Regions from separate parts of the Homo sapiens genome. Here region 1 is linked to region 2. The links are chromatin loops, found by intact Hi-C in ENCODE. Cell type or tissue: sigmoid colon. All regions are shown on one strand. Each heading gives the region's core, and the rest is flanking DNA. Links, peaks and the distances in the headings are about the cores only.

Evidence for each region. Peaks named below come from ENCODE experiments on the same cell type or tissue, not always from the same donor. Only the 100,000 strongest peaks of a DNase experiment are listed, where the experiment ranks them.
Region 1: a loop joins it to region 2, with 3 times the contacts of the local background. A loop is called at or near these places in 10 of 110 quality-filtered maps.

The regions. Positions count from the first base shown.
Region 1 is chr7:135,797,025-135,804,523 of GRCh38, forward strand. No RefSeq gene overlaps it. Among named protein-coding and RNA genes, the nearest start is that of FAM180A, 52 kb to the left of the region's middle. RefSeq lists a silencer at 2,050-2,270. In sigmoid colon, for the core only: a CTCF peak has its summit at 4,234 (motif pointing right); no DNase peak of the experiment used is centred there.
Region 2 is chr7:137,450,957-137,458,455 of GRCh38, forward strand. The region is part of intron 27 of DGKI (diacylglycerol kinase iota); the gene reads right to left. Among named protein-coding and RNA genes, the nearest start is that of PTN, 110 kb to the left of the region's middle. In sigmoid colon, for the core only: a CTCF peak has its summit at 3,446 (motif pointing left); a DNase peak (open chromatin) is centred at 4,005; H3K4me3 peaks cover 449 bases; H3K27ac peaks cover 195 bases.

The DNA.
Region 1 (7,499 bases), core at 1,325-6,324, 1.7 Mb before region 2:
ATGGAAGACACAGCACAGCAGAATGGCAGATTCATGTTCATATAACATTATATGAAAAACTCACACGTTTTCTATTGAGGTAGGCCATGGGCTTTGATTCTTTCTGCCCATTCTCTTCCTTTTCATTCCACTGCTAGATAAATTAGGTCACCCAGAAAGCACACTGTTCACCTAAAACATCAACACACCCTATTTCCTTTGAACATCAGAATCAAAGAAAAGCAAACAAGCATACCAAAGAAACCCATCGTGGGGACTGGGAAGATCTTGGCTGCCTCTGAAAGGCTTGGATCCAAGCCCTTCATTCCACTTTCAGTAGGTTAGGGGAGCTTTCAAGGACAAGTTCCACCCTCAGTCTCCTACAGGACAGTGCCACCTGCCTTCAAAACCCTGCAGTTTTCTTCCTTCCTTCCTTCCTTCCTTCCTTCCTTCCTTCCTTCCTTCCTTCCTTCCTTCCTTTCTTTCTTTCTTTCTTTCTTTCTTTCTTTCTTTCTTTCTTTCTTTCTTTCTTTCTTTCTTTCTTTCTTTCTTTCTTTCTTTCTTTCTTTGGCAGAATCTCACTCTGTTGCCCAGACTGGAGTGCAGTGGTGTAATCTAAACTCACTGCAAGCTCCACCTACTGGGTTCAAATGAGTCTTTGGCCTCAGCCTCCCGAGCAGCTGGGACCACAGGCATGCACCACCACACCCGGCTAATTTTTGTATTTTTAGTAGAGATGGAGTTTTGCCATGTTGTCCAGGCTGGTCTAGAACTCCTGACCTCAGGTGATCCGCCTACCTCAGCCTCCCAAAGTGCTGGGATTACAGGTGTGAACCACCACGCCTGGCCAGAACCCTTCAGTTTTCTTTAACACTTCGGAAGTTGATGATCACCATCCATCTCAGCTGCTGGGGACTCCCCAGCTTCTTCCACAAACATTTGGCATGTGCCAACCATGTGCTCTCCTTGCAGTCAGGCACCTCTCTGGTGTGGTGTTTCCAGGTTAGTGGATCCAATGCTATTAAGTTGGTGCAAGAGTAATTGGTTTGTTCTACAAATACTTTTAATGGCAAAAACCACAATTACTTTTAGCACCAAACTAATAGTTATACCACAATGATTTTGTTAGCCTTAGGCAGAGGGGTGTCTTAAATTACTTGCATTTAGACGTTGCCAAAATAGTAAAATTATTTTAATAGCCTAAGAATAAGTTCAGGGTCCTTGAGCCTCCACAATGTAAATAAAAGGTTTTTTTCTGATCGCTTGTAAGTGGCAAAATAAATAGTCCTCTGGCACTCTTCAGTATTTAGAAGCTGTTTGACTGGAGGCAAACATACACAGACTGGTTTGCTCTTCGGATAGGGAAAGTCTTTCTCTCTTCCTCACCCCATGTTTCTCCCTTGCCTCTTCCACATGTTCAGAAGCATGGGAGAGCAACCTGCCCTTCCCTCTCTTAGCTTCTCTGCAGGATGGCGGAGTGGCTTGTCTAGTTGGTGAAATGGGAGAGGGGCTCTGAGCACGTGCAGGGCAGCACCTTCTCGGCTAAGCACAAATGCTAAGTCAACACGATTTGCTCTATACAGCATTTTCCAAATTCGCCTGTGCTGGAATTTATGTTTTCTCTGCTCATTGTCTGAATTTTACATAAGCCAGCTATCAGCAGGGACCTACCAAGGTCACAGTAAATAGCTAAACTTGGCTTGAACCTACAGTTTCTTCCCACTCTGGGGATAGAGAGGGGCTGATGTAGTCAGGGTCACTGCAGCCTCCAGGACCCCAAGTCTTTGCAGGTAGTCTCTGTCCCACATCACAGCCACCCAGATGTGACCACAGCTGCTTCTGAAGTCGCCAGAAAGTCCCATTCACCCCAGTCACAGCCGGGGGTTGAGTATGTTTCCTTGCAGAGAGGGGCATTCCGCCTCTCTAGGCAGCTTCCCGTTACCTCGCTGACACCCCCCTTCACCTTCCTGTCTTTCTTTTCACCTCTTTCCTCCCACCCATCCACCCTGCCTCCATACCAACCACGGGAAGCCCAGGCCATGCTCTCCTCACAGACCTTGTGCCCACCACACCCATGCCCCTCAAGGGCTCACTATTTAACCCTAGTACTTCCCAAGTAACCCTTCCAACAAAGGAGTTTCCTCTCAAAGAGGAATTTTGGTGGCAGCTATTTCAGATGGTATTTTTTCATCCCCAGGACCGCTTGTACTGCCTTTATGGTACGTAGTTTACCCACAGCACATCTCCCTGTGGCCAGGGACAGCATGGAACCCCATCACTACTTGTTGCTGCCCACAGGGAAATGTCCCCACTGATTTCCGCTCAGTTATCACTCAGTCAGGGACTCAGCTTTCCTTCGCGGTCCCTTACCCAGGTTCCTGACCCGAAGGTTAGGGGGACGTACACGTGTCCGGGACGTTGTCTACAGGAGAACTTGGCAGAGGCTTCTGTGGGGGCAGCTCACCCTCCTTGCTGGACTTCTCTGACAGAGGAACCTTCTTTCTTCTGCTTAGGGTGCTCCTCATCCTTCTGGAATCCAGACCATCCTCCACTCCTGTTTTCAGTGGCCACCATCTTTTCTCTCTCCTTCCTCAACCCTCTGAGGAGAAAAGTATTTGTGTTTCACTGAAGTGGAAGTGAGTGTTTTCTTTGGACCTTTGTTTCTGCATTGGGGTGTAGTCTGGGGAAGAGAAAATGGCCATGGGGTATAGGTAACAGAGAAGAGGGGCAAGAAATATGCACACAGCCATGTAAGGTAAGGGTTCACAGGCTGTACACTGTGCAAATGCGGGAGTCCCATTCACACAGTGATATGACATGAAAGTGGATTCACAACCTGATGAAAATGCCACCTTTGAGCTCTGCCTTCTCTCAATCAAGGGCAGTGTGGACACATAGAGAGAGGAACGTGCTTTGAGCCTGAGAGATTCTGATTTGAGTCACCCCAGCTATGTTACTATCTCACCATATAGTCCTAGACAACTCCCTTAACATCTCAGAGCCCCAGTTTCCTTATTTATAAAAGGACAGCAATAGCGCCTCCTTTACAGAGTTGCTGTGAGGGTGAAATGAGATCTTTTGTAGTTGCCTGGCATGTAGTAGGTGCTCAATAAATGTCATTTCCCCAGAAGCATTGTCCTGGTTGAAGGAGTGTTTGCCAATTTCACTACTGGCCCTTTTCCAGTGAAAATATTCAGGGTCTTTCCGTAGATGGTGAAGGAATGTCTGTTGGAGGCTGAAGAAGATACAAGTATTCTTCTTACAGCATAATTGAAGAAAATAATGAATTTATCAAGATACGTGGCCAGTTGAGGCATCCCAGAAAGTTGAGTTTTAACAACAACTAAGACAACGTATAGAGCACGAAATGTTAGGCACAGTTTTAAGCCTCTTCCATGTATTATTGTGCCATTGAAAATGGACCCTTCTGGGACACAGCATTCAAGACTCTGGGATTTTGTGTCTTTGTAAAAGGGAGAGAAGATGTCTTTTTATTTATTTATTTTGAGAAGATGTCTTTTCTTTGCTTCATATCCACCCTCCTGGCATTGTCTGGTACATTATATGTCTTTGCGTCCCCACATCTGGCCTGTTCCTATCAGCATTCTCTCTCTTTTGAGCAGTTCCTTATCTCTGAGCAATGAACTGAGCCATTTCCCAAAGATGGGCATAATCCGTGGGTCTCCTGCGTAGGCGGGAGCCAGCTTGTACTGGCTGTGGAGAGCTGACGGGGGCAGCTTTTCCCAGCTCTTCAGCAATGAGGTCTCGCTAGTCCTTGAAATCAGCCACCATGCGAGAGTTTGCATCAGGGAAATCAGCAAATGCTACCCATCGAGACCACTCCCTCCCGGGTAGCAACACCGTGGCTGGCCCCACACATTGGGAAGAAAAGCTCAGCAGGAGGTTTCAAACTTGGATGGAAGAGCTGGTAGAAAACCTTTGTTTCATAGACATGCTTTAAAGGTGGAATTTCAGGTAGGAAGTCTTTCTGCATCTATTAAACTCAAAATTGAGGAAGAGAAGTAACAGGTCTTCAAAAACTAGGCTGAAAGATGTCCTCCGCGGACCAGGTACATCTTTAGTATAACAATCGTGGCTGGCAACAGCTTAACACGCTCAGGGACATCTTCATGTTTCTCATAATGCAACGTTTCAGGAAACTCTGGAAAGTAAACACGAGGTCACAGATTCAGTTCTGGTGAACTAAAACTCAAAAAAATGGTTCAGCATATCCTGAACTCAGTGTTTGTACACAAGATGGCGCTCTCTTCTTAGGAGAAGACAATTGGAACACTTGCTAACCCCTGAACTCTCTTTGCATGTTGTGATCGATCGCATTGGTGCAATTGGTGTGAGCTGAGCAATATTAAGGTCAAAATCATTGGCTTGATGCCTTATAAATGCATTTCTGTGAATATACGAGTTAACACTAATTATTTCCATTCCTGGGGAGGGGAAGGGTAGGAGAAAAGACTAAGCCAACTGCAAACCCCGTTGCTGGTGAGTCTTCTGTTCACAGACAGAGAGGAAATTAGAACTGATCTCTGTGTTCACATAAGTGGCCAAAGAGTCCTTAGTCTCCCAATGGGAGACAAAGCTGGGTGTCCAAATTCCTCTGTAGGACCCTGCATCTGAATTCACGGGCCGCCTCTCCCCTAACCCCCGCCCCGCCGTGCCCCTCATCCCTACAGGTCGTTTGCTATACATCACCAGTTCTGTAAATTACAGACACAGTCCCTGTCCCTCTTCCAACTTGGCACAGATTCAGGCACTGACCAATCTACTTTAGGTGCCCTGTCTTCTCCCAGCCCTGGCTAACTTGCTGGCTCTGGAATACCCATCTTCTCTGGCAGTTCACCATATCTGAGTGCCCCAGCTCAAAGCCTAGCCTTTTCCTTTGGCCCATTTTGGTCACAGATGCCAGCTTTCACCCTCTAACCCAGACTGGAACAATGGTCTTAGAGGCCACTTGCCCTATGGCCTGGCTAGAGGTCCCTCCAGCCATCACCTCTGGTATTGTCTGCTGGGTTTTCCGCTGATTGTGGTCCCTCAGGCTCTTTGTCCTGTTTCTGAGTGCAGCCCTGCTCTGGCAGTGTGCCCGGGAGACCACTTCCACGTGCTTGGCTCCTGCTGTCCTTGTTGCCAACTATTCTTGGCACCTGGACATTTATCGTGCTGTTCCCCAAGTCCTTTGCTCCGGGTGATTGCACTCCAGGTTGTTTCTCTGCCTCGCTGAGAAATGAAGAGCCCTTCCTAAACCTCCCAACTCTGCTCTCAGCACCGCACCCTCCATTCAGTAGGAACCGTCTTGGGAAGTGGACTCTTGGGGGTTTTGTGAACTAGCCCTCCTGTCTCTTTGTTAAGTTGTGAGGAGGCTGCAGACATCCTGTGCATGTTAGATTAGTCCACATTTCAGAGCCAGGAGGAACAAGAAACATGATGGCCTCATAGTCTAGCCTTTGCAGACTTTGCCAATGACATGGGTAGGTTGATCCTGCCTCACCTCATCCCGGCTGGTCCTGATCAAGTCCTCCTGCCCCCAGCTGAAATCTCACTGTGCTAACTTCAAGGGAACGATCATGTTACGACACCAGGATTTCTTGCTTCCCATCTATTCTTTTTCTTCCTTACGTTTTAAGTATTTCTAGAGCTGGAGAGGCCCAAGAAGTCAAGTGAGAGTTTATTTAAGGTGAGCAGATCATATTTGAATGCAGAAGGGAAAGATCTCGTTGGTAGGGAAAACAAAAGTATTTGTGATTGCTTGCCGTGGAGAGCAAAAAAGCCAGGGCTTTCAGCCATTCATTGCCCAAAATCACAGCACTCACAGGAGTAGAAAAGGTCAGAATAAGCCATGGGGCCAGTCTGTGACTCACCATTTCTTTTGAAACCAAAGGTTCACTTCTCTGGAGACTAATTCTGTTCTTACTTTCCTAATTCTACCTTGGAGAGTTCCTTCCTCAGTCCTAGGCTTTGATCTGTTCTTGGAATTTCAATCTTTTCTCTTTCAGGCACTGTGACAAATTGATGTCATTCATATCCCACACCAATGGTCTCTCTATACCTATGCCTTTTGCCCTGTAACCTTGCGGTCCCTGCCTACTCTGACTCTGGGACTTACTGTGGTCAATGGGACAAGAGCAAACTGGATACAAATTTGGGCTTGTTTGCTTCTCTCTTTGTCATCAACTCCTGCCACCTTATGAGAACAAGCCTGGGCTATCCTCCTGGAGGATGAGGGATCATATGGAACAGAGCTGAGTCATTCTAGCTTGAGGTAGTCTTAGACCAGCTGACCCCTAGCTGACCTGCCAGACATGTGAGTGTGAGCCTGCTCAGATCAATAGGATAACCCAGCCAATCCACAGGCTCATGAGCAAACATACATCTTTATTGTTGTGTTCCACTGAGGTTTTGTGGTTGTCTGTTATGGAACAATGTTGCGGCAATAGATAACTTATAGTGGAAAAGAATGGGAGGACCATAGAAGGTTTCTTACCCCTGAGATTCTGGGGGTGATTAAGTTCTTTCTTCACCTCTCTGTAGGCTAGTAGGAGTAGATTGGCAAAGTGCTCAGAGAGTCTGATGACCCATTTTTATTAAAAGAGCACAAAAGATCATAGCTGCTTGAGCCAGATGTATGTGTGGGAGTGGGATCTATCTGGATATGGGGATGGATGTTTGTAATCCTCACTTGGGCTCCATGATTGACTCCTGGTAACTAAACTATATTTTATTTATTTAGTTGAAGAAGTAAACACCTTCTGCATGTGGGGCACACTTGTAGACTTTGGGCTTGTCATGTGTGACACAACACCTGCCCACATGGCACTACAGTCCAACAATCGGAACTTCATCACTTGGATTACTACAATCATATTAATAATGGAAAAGAACTCTTTAACTTGTTTCCAGTCCAATCCATCCTGCCCACTACTGCCAGATTTATTTGCCCCAAATCCCAATTCACTTCCAAACTTTTCCTTCTCTGCTCAAGGGTGTATAATGGTTCCCCATGGCCTTTTGGGCTAAGCCTAAACTCATTCTGGTATTTTAGAAACCTTATAATCTAGCTCATCTTGGCTATTCAGGCCATCTTCCACTATTTTCTGTGGCCGTAACAGGCTCTGTGCTTTTCCCTGTGCAGGTACCTTGCTCTTGTGTCCCTCCCTACCTCCCCCACCTCAGCTCTGCACCAGACCTGTGGAGAGCCTACGTATCCTTCAAGTTTCAACTCAGACCTCACCTTGTCCATAAAGCCTCCTTAGTAACTCTAGAAGATGTTGATGTTTGCCCATTTTGATGACCTATAATACTGGGTCATTCTCCAGTGGGCGAAAGCCATTGGTGGAGAATTTACATGAATCATCAATAGACTAATCAATTGAGGTCAGGCATGGTGGCTCACATCTGTAATCCCAGTGCTTTGGAAGCCTCAGGGAGAGGGATGCTTGAGGCCACAAGTTCAAGACCAGCCTGGGCAACATAGTGAAACCCCATCTCCATAAAAAATAAAAAAATTA
Region 2 (7,499 bases), core at 1,283-6,282:
AAAAGGGAAGCTCTTGGAAAACAAAATGCTATTTTAGATAGAATATTATGTAATTTAACTGGTAAAAATTAAAATATTTTCATACTGAAACCAGCACAGTCATATTATGTATCCAAAAGCAAAAGTCCCTTGAATTTTTAAAGTCACAAACTTCGAAAACAAACAAACAAACAAAAAATAAAACAGGACAAAACAGATATCTGTGTTTGAGGCAGTCAGCTTCAGACAAGTCTCCAGGTTCCCAAGGAAGTAAGTTTGTTCCTCTGGAACGGAGTGTTGTCATGGCAGTCTGAATATATGAAATTACCCAACTAAACACAGCTATAATATCTTGGAATGAATCATTTTATTAGATTAATATATAGAGATATCACAAATCAGGGAACAAGACATTCAGCACATATTGGCTAGTGGCTGCTGCATTACAGACAGCACTCTATCTAAACTCAAGCATCTCTAAGAAACTCAAAGATACTTTTTTTAGATTGCCTTCAATCCACAAATTTTCCTTCAAAGCCTTTTATCTTTCTAGTAGATCGATTACAAGGCTTAAGGGCACTGAAAAATGTGCCCAGTTTTCTACCAGCAAAAGAGCAATACATAAAAGCAAATGAGTATTATATTTGGGAAGGCAAAGGACTTTATAAAGTATTGCACCTCTTATGATGTTTTATCGTTTTTAGTCAATAAACCTGGAAATGAAATAATGGGTGTCACGACTATTTCAGTCTTTATATCTGGTATAATATACTTTACAATAGGTTTTAGATATGTGCATTTTCTTGGTAAGCTCCATGAAATGATCAAAACTTACAAGCTGATCCTAATACAATATCCTTTTCATTTCAATAACACTGTCCAGTTTTCTTTCTTTTTATTTTTTTAGACTCTATGCATATTTTGCTTTATTTATTTTTTTTCATCATCTCATGGCTTTAATTTAAAAGCACCCATGGCCTTCCTACTTGGCCCTTCCTCAGAATGGCTACATCATTTCCTTCTTTGGAGATAGGATGTCAATAGATTATCCATTAGTCTTTCCTAAAGAACAGAGGATAGATTAGATAAATATTGGGGATGCCTCTATATGGGACTCTTACTTTCTGTAAAGAAACATCTACAAATGAATGTCTATCTCTATTCCGTGTCCCCAACACATATACCTTCTACTCAGCACTGCTAAACCATCACCTGGTGGGGAGTTGGCCAAGGGATGGGGCCACCACATAGAGATGGGCTTAAGATAAACATGCAGGACAGGTGTGACAGCAGAGTTTAAATAGGCACAAGAGCATAGATTCATATTCTGAAAACACTCAGCAGTGGGATTCCCCAGGACCACAGACTATGGATGGAGTAGAAGAGGTGGGAGACACTCATCCAATTCACGGGCCTGACTGAAATAGCCAAGGCCCCTTCATTTTCTGGCTACCATCCTGCAATAAGAAAAGGAAACAAAGCGGGAATGCTGGGCAAGCTAGACACCGTGCTCCTTCTACACCCTACACAGCACACTACAAATAAGTACACCACTCCTTATTGTGAAGTTCTTGTTGGGGAACAAAGCAGCACACGTATGTCCACACACTGAAAACAACTCACTATATGCGTATTTTATTCAATTTCCCTTTCATGCCTGTCTTTCCTCTTTACTGTCTAGCTTTGGGGATGAGAACCACAGCAAAAAGACCACTTTCTATAAACATCAGGTGATGATCCATCCTACTTAGGAAGGGAAAGAGAAGCTCTTAATGTCAGCTCTGAATGTTCTTTCTCTGTCGTTTCAGTCATTTACTTGTATTTCTTTTCCCCTCTCCTGACCACAGCCCTGAGAGTTTCCTGGACTTTCTCATTTACCTTTGTCACAGTTGGGTGGAATCCAGTCTTTCCTGGATAGAACAGCCTCCCATCATGTGCTCACACCTTTTTCCTATGGTGAACATGTAAGAATGTTCATGCCTGGTCAGCATTCCCCAGGTTCCACTTTCCTCCCTGCTTCTTGAGCCATGATGCTTGTCCTCTGTTACACTCCTACGTAGTCCCGAATGAAAACCGATTTCCCAGTTGGGCATTCTCTCCAGGCACATTTCAACGGTCTGCATCACAACTGCAGAAACCTCATCTTTTTCTTCTGTTTTACCGTGAAGTGGTGATGCTACACAAATTCCATCTATTTCCTAAAACTGTTGGTAGACAAGAATCTTCATTCAAATCAAGTGAGCAAAGGTATGATTTACTGTGCTGTGAAAGCATGGCTGCAGATTATCATCTCTGTGCAATAGCTTTCTTCCCTTGAGCATCTCTCAAGGGTGCATTGCCTATCCTGGAGAACTAGTTTGCCAGGCCTATGACATCATTTGGAGGACCCAAGGGAGAAAGAATGAGACCATGGATCTGTGTGACATCTTCACCATTATCACTCTAGCCCCAAAGCATCTCTAATTAGGTAAAATAGGACCAGAAATCCCACAGCACTGCAAATCTCCATCGACTACATAATCCTCTCTTTGTTTGCTTTTGGTCCTTCTAATTGTGAATATTTCTCTTAAAACAGTGAACAAAGCACATACAGTAAAAGAGAGCAGGCGAGAATGAGAGTGAGAGATGAAAGTTACAGCAAACACACAGAGTGGCATTGAAATGAGAGAAAGACAAACACATTCTCTATTCAAGTGGTCACAAACCCATTCAGGGAATGCCAAGCAGCCTCAAAGGTAACATTCATGACCAACAGAGGGAAGGGGTGCAGAAAGAGCAAAATGAAAGGAAGAAGACAGAGATGAGCATTTGTGTGGAGGGAAGGAAATCATTTCCAGCATGTAAATAATAAAGGCTGCTTGGTGAGTTCCTCATTTGATACAAATTTCTACCAATTCCCTTTATTATCATAATTTCCCAGTCTTTAAGACTCACCTACCCAAATATATGCCTTGATGACCCCCATGTGAGCTGGGCTTGAAATATCTTGTTTTTTTTTTTTTTAAATAGATTCCTATATTTAGATATATTTGGCTTTTAGAAAATAGCACTGTTCAGGTTGGGGAGATATTGGTCAAAGGACGTATAATTACAGTTCAGCAGACTAAGTTCAAGAGATCCATTGTACAACATGGTGACTTTGGTTAATGATGATATAATATATTCTTAAAAAATGCACAGAGAGTGCATATTAAGTGTCCTCACCACAAAAATAACTGTGTGATGTAATGCATTCATTGATCAGCCAGGTTTAGCCATTCAACAATGTATACGTACTTCAAAAAATCATGTTGTACACAATAAATATATGCAATTAGTCAATTAAAAAGTCTAAAAACTAATTTTAAAAAAACGCTGTTTTACCTTTAGCATTTACAATTCCATACTTTCTGTATACCCTCCTCAGTTTGCTGAGTCGCCTGAATGTCTTTCGAGTATAAAATTTTACTGCCACCTACTGTTAACTTTTAAGAACTGCAACAAAATGAGGGCAAAGCAGTTTGAAATGTGAGAGATTGAGGAAGAATGGGCGACAGTGGACACAGAAAAGAAATAGATAAAATAAAGAGATGAAGTTGGAGAAAATAATACTTCACAAGCTTATTTATCCTGACGATGTAGCCATCACATTTTAGCATTCTGTAGACAAAATGAAAAAAGAAATAATTAAACCCAGCACAGTTGTGAAGCAATAAAGGATGGGTGGCTTGCCTTTAGAAATCAGTCTCTGCAATATAGTTGCCAGCCCACTTTCTAAAAAAAAGGGTGAAGAAATAGAAAAGGCACATTATTCTAAAATCCAGACAACGGAGACATACCCGGAGAGCCAGGAGGAAGGACCCTTTAGGAAAAGCCAAGCTGCCAGCTTTATCCTAGTGACTCTGGGAACCCCGGCCAACAGCTTCTGTTGAGACATAATCCATCTGGATTTTGTAAATGTGGACTTCTTTTTTTTCTTTTTAAGCATAAGTTGAAACATGAGGGAGCTCTGGATTGTGAAGGCAAGTCACATGAGAGCCACGTTTAGTCTTAGCACGTGGGGCTTATAAGCAAGGCACCTCACTTATCTCGTGATCCCGGATATGCAATATCTCCCTGTGGTAATTGAGTAAGGGCTCAGCCACAGCTACTTATTTTTAGGAAATCCAAATAAGGACTTCTGATCCCAGTTTTAGAAAATGGGAGACAAAACTAGGCGGGGTTGGAAGCTGGTTTGGCACCTCTGAAGATAACTGTAACATACCCCAGCAGCTTTCTGACAACATCTCCTCCCACCCCACCCTTCTCAGGAGAGGGTGGGAACAGAATCTAAACATTGTCTGCTTCCTCCTGACTCTAATGTGTCTAAGGACAAGAGAGTTTCTCAGTTATAGATCAGTTCGAGGAGCTCTGTGAAAAAAAATATAATGAATGCAGATAAATCATAGTAATATTGAAAACAAGAAATTAAAATGGGCTCGACAGACTGTGAGAATAATTCAGTGACTCCAGTGTTAGATATTAAGAACTGCTATGTACTTAACTCTATTCCAAGAGCTGTGGGAGGTACTTAACTTAAAACATTCCATTCCCACCTTTAAGGAGCTTGTAAGGGAGTCATGGAGTAAGACCAGCATCTCACAGAGTATTGGAGAAAACTGTTGGAGGATTGTTGTTCTTATGTGTGATGCCTGGCACAATCATCCAGAAAAGTTAAAAAAAAAAGGGGGGGGGGCGGGGAATGTGGTCTCCATCTCCCTGAATTCCAAATAAGTAGTGCTAGCATGGTGTGGAGATATCTCTTGTTCTGATCTTCTTAGAGTAGGGGGTTCAGAGGGCCCCAGAAGTACCGCAGAGAAGTCCCATGCCCGATATGACTCCCCAGCCACCACCATTTCCAGTGATAATATGACATCCCTCTCACATTCCTCAACTCCACACTGAACATGGTAAGTGATTACTGCTCCACATCCCAGCAACTTGAGATTTGCAAGCGAATTTTTTTGAAAATATTTCAAAATGATCACTCTTTCACACTTTAGATCTGTTTAATCAAATTATTCACCTAAGACAGACACACTGAGAAAACAAGAGTGTTGGTGGAAGTTGGAGAATGCAGCCGGGGACCAACAGTTTATTTTGGAGGTGAATGCCTGGGAAACAATTCTTCCTTGCCACTCTACCTACCACTGTGCTCACCAACAGTGCCTACAACTTCCTATACCGACCATACTTACCTTTTACTTTCTCGCTTGTGAAATACCAACATTTCTCCAAGTCAGGCATTCAGGTGTGTCTTTATTATTTTGATCTGTGAATTCCCTGGATCCAGCATACTTATATTCAAATTTGAAATATATAAATGGAACCCACAGCCTAACAAAAATGGTCAACATTTTACATATTATTTTGTTATCACTATTATTTTGTTATAATTTGATAAGTACTGGGTTTAGTATAGCAATATAAATAGACACGTATTTATTTTGGTTTGACAAAGCACCTTTTCTATCAAGGGATGTTCTATGAATGGAACATCCTTCTATTCATCCCAAAAGCCTGCCTTGTTGGATGCCTACCATTTTAGGTATGGTGCAAAGTGCTATGGAGACAGAGGGAGAAATGCACAGTTTGGTCATCCAAGGAACTCACATGCTTTAAAGAGGGATCCAATCAATACTGCCTCACATTCACAGTATTCCTGAAGTGTGAATAAATATGGCTGCCAGCTTTTACAAATGTAAAAAGAGAGCCACTTAACACTAATATTTCCTCATACTCTAATCATTGGCAAAACTTGGAACTCATGGCAATGAAGGGCGAGAATTTCCTGGGATTATTTCAAATAAAATGGATGTTTAACATTAAAGTAAGTTTGTTTGTTTTTCTTTCAATGTCAGTCAAAATAAGATCTGGTACACAGGGAACTCTGTTCTAACTCTTCCACTAACTGAACTTGGAAAGGTAAATTTAAATCCATTTCCTCCGAGTGGTTTAGGGCCTCCATATGCATAACTGATTGAGGAACAATTCTAAAAATAACAAAGGCAAATCTCTTATTAAATATTTCACACACCCATAGGAATAGAGTGTTATTATGTGCTTGCCAAATAGAGTAATTCACCAAGTCATTTCAAACTCAAGGTAAGTCAAGAAGAAAAAGAAGAAGGAAGACATATGTCAGCTATCCTGTATTTTTCCAGCTGGAATGAGTATCCGGGGTGAGCAAGATTGAGCCCAGTCAAAGGTAAGCAGGGATGTCAAAGGTAGGTAGAAACGGGACCCAACTATCTCAGTGAAACAGATGCCAGGAGCCATCTTTATCCTGACAGCACTGATTTCATCTCTAAGATATATTTCAGCAAAACCTGCATCCCACTAAGAAGATTAATTTTCTCCCGCTTATCTGATTGTGAAGCTGAAAGAATATTTCCAAAATCAAAATCGCTGTCCAACAGTCTGTCTTCCTGTTGAGAACCTGAAACTTTCACAATAAGCACAATTACCCTTTTTATTAGGTTCAGGCCATAACCTAATGTTCCCAGAAGAAACTGAATAAAGAAAATAGTTGAGGACCAGAGGGGAATGATGTTGTTTCTCCCATAATCAGCTTAGAACATCTGAGTTTTCAGAACACAGGAGGTCTCCGGGCTTTATCTTCTCGATATAGTGATTCAGAATTGCAATTGCAGACTATACTAAAAAGGCCAGTTTTTCAGTTTAAAGTATTATTAGGTATCTTGGTATCTCCAAATAATTTCTCGGTTGTCCAAATTTCCTTGAGCACACATAGCATATGGAGAGGTTGAACTACCATTGAATGTTTTCCATTATTTGAGAGATATTTCTGGTTTACACAATGAGGAAGGACAAATACTTATCTGTTCACATGTAAAAAATGAAGAAAATACACATAGAACACTTAATAAGCCTATTTTTTTTCTTTGAGGCTGACATTTTCGTTAATTCTTTAAATATTCATCATTTCTAGGGTCAAAAAAGTTAAATCTAAAAAAAAAAGCAGCAAATTATATTTCCTCTTGTTTCCAGAACACTCTATGCATATATCCATAATAGCACTTATTAGAAGGAACTTTAATAATTGGTTTAATATTTCCCCTTTAAATATAAGCTCTTCAAGGGCAATAATTATTTCTTCTTTAGTTGTATATCTTCAGTGCCTGACTTCAGTCACTGAAGGTGCCCAATACTGATTTGTTCAATACACGATTGACTGAATTGTTTACCCTATTTCTTAGGGTAATCACAATGAAATCACAAATCAGACCTCACACATTATAGTTAAACATTTGATAGCATTATCTTTCCTTGAAGACAGAAATCCTCTGCCAATCATAAAAACCCATTAGCCTTGTGCAGCTGATCGGGTACCAGATACCTGCCTAGACACAATTATCTGGATTGAATATCTACCCTCGGTGTGGTTCACTACACTGTTTCCCCTGTGTCTTAGTCTAGTGGCAAGATATTATTTGTGTGACAGTCCATTTTAGTTCTTTCAGGACTAGGACTTGGGGACA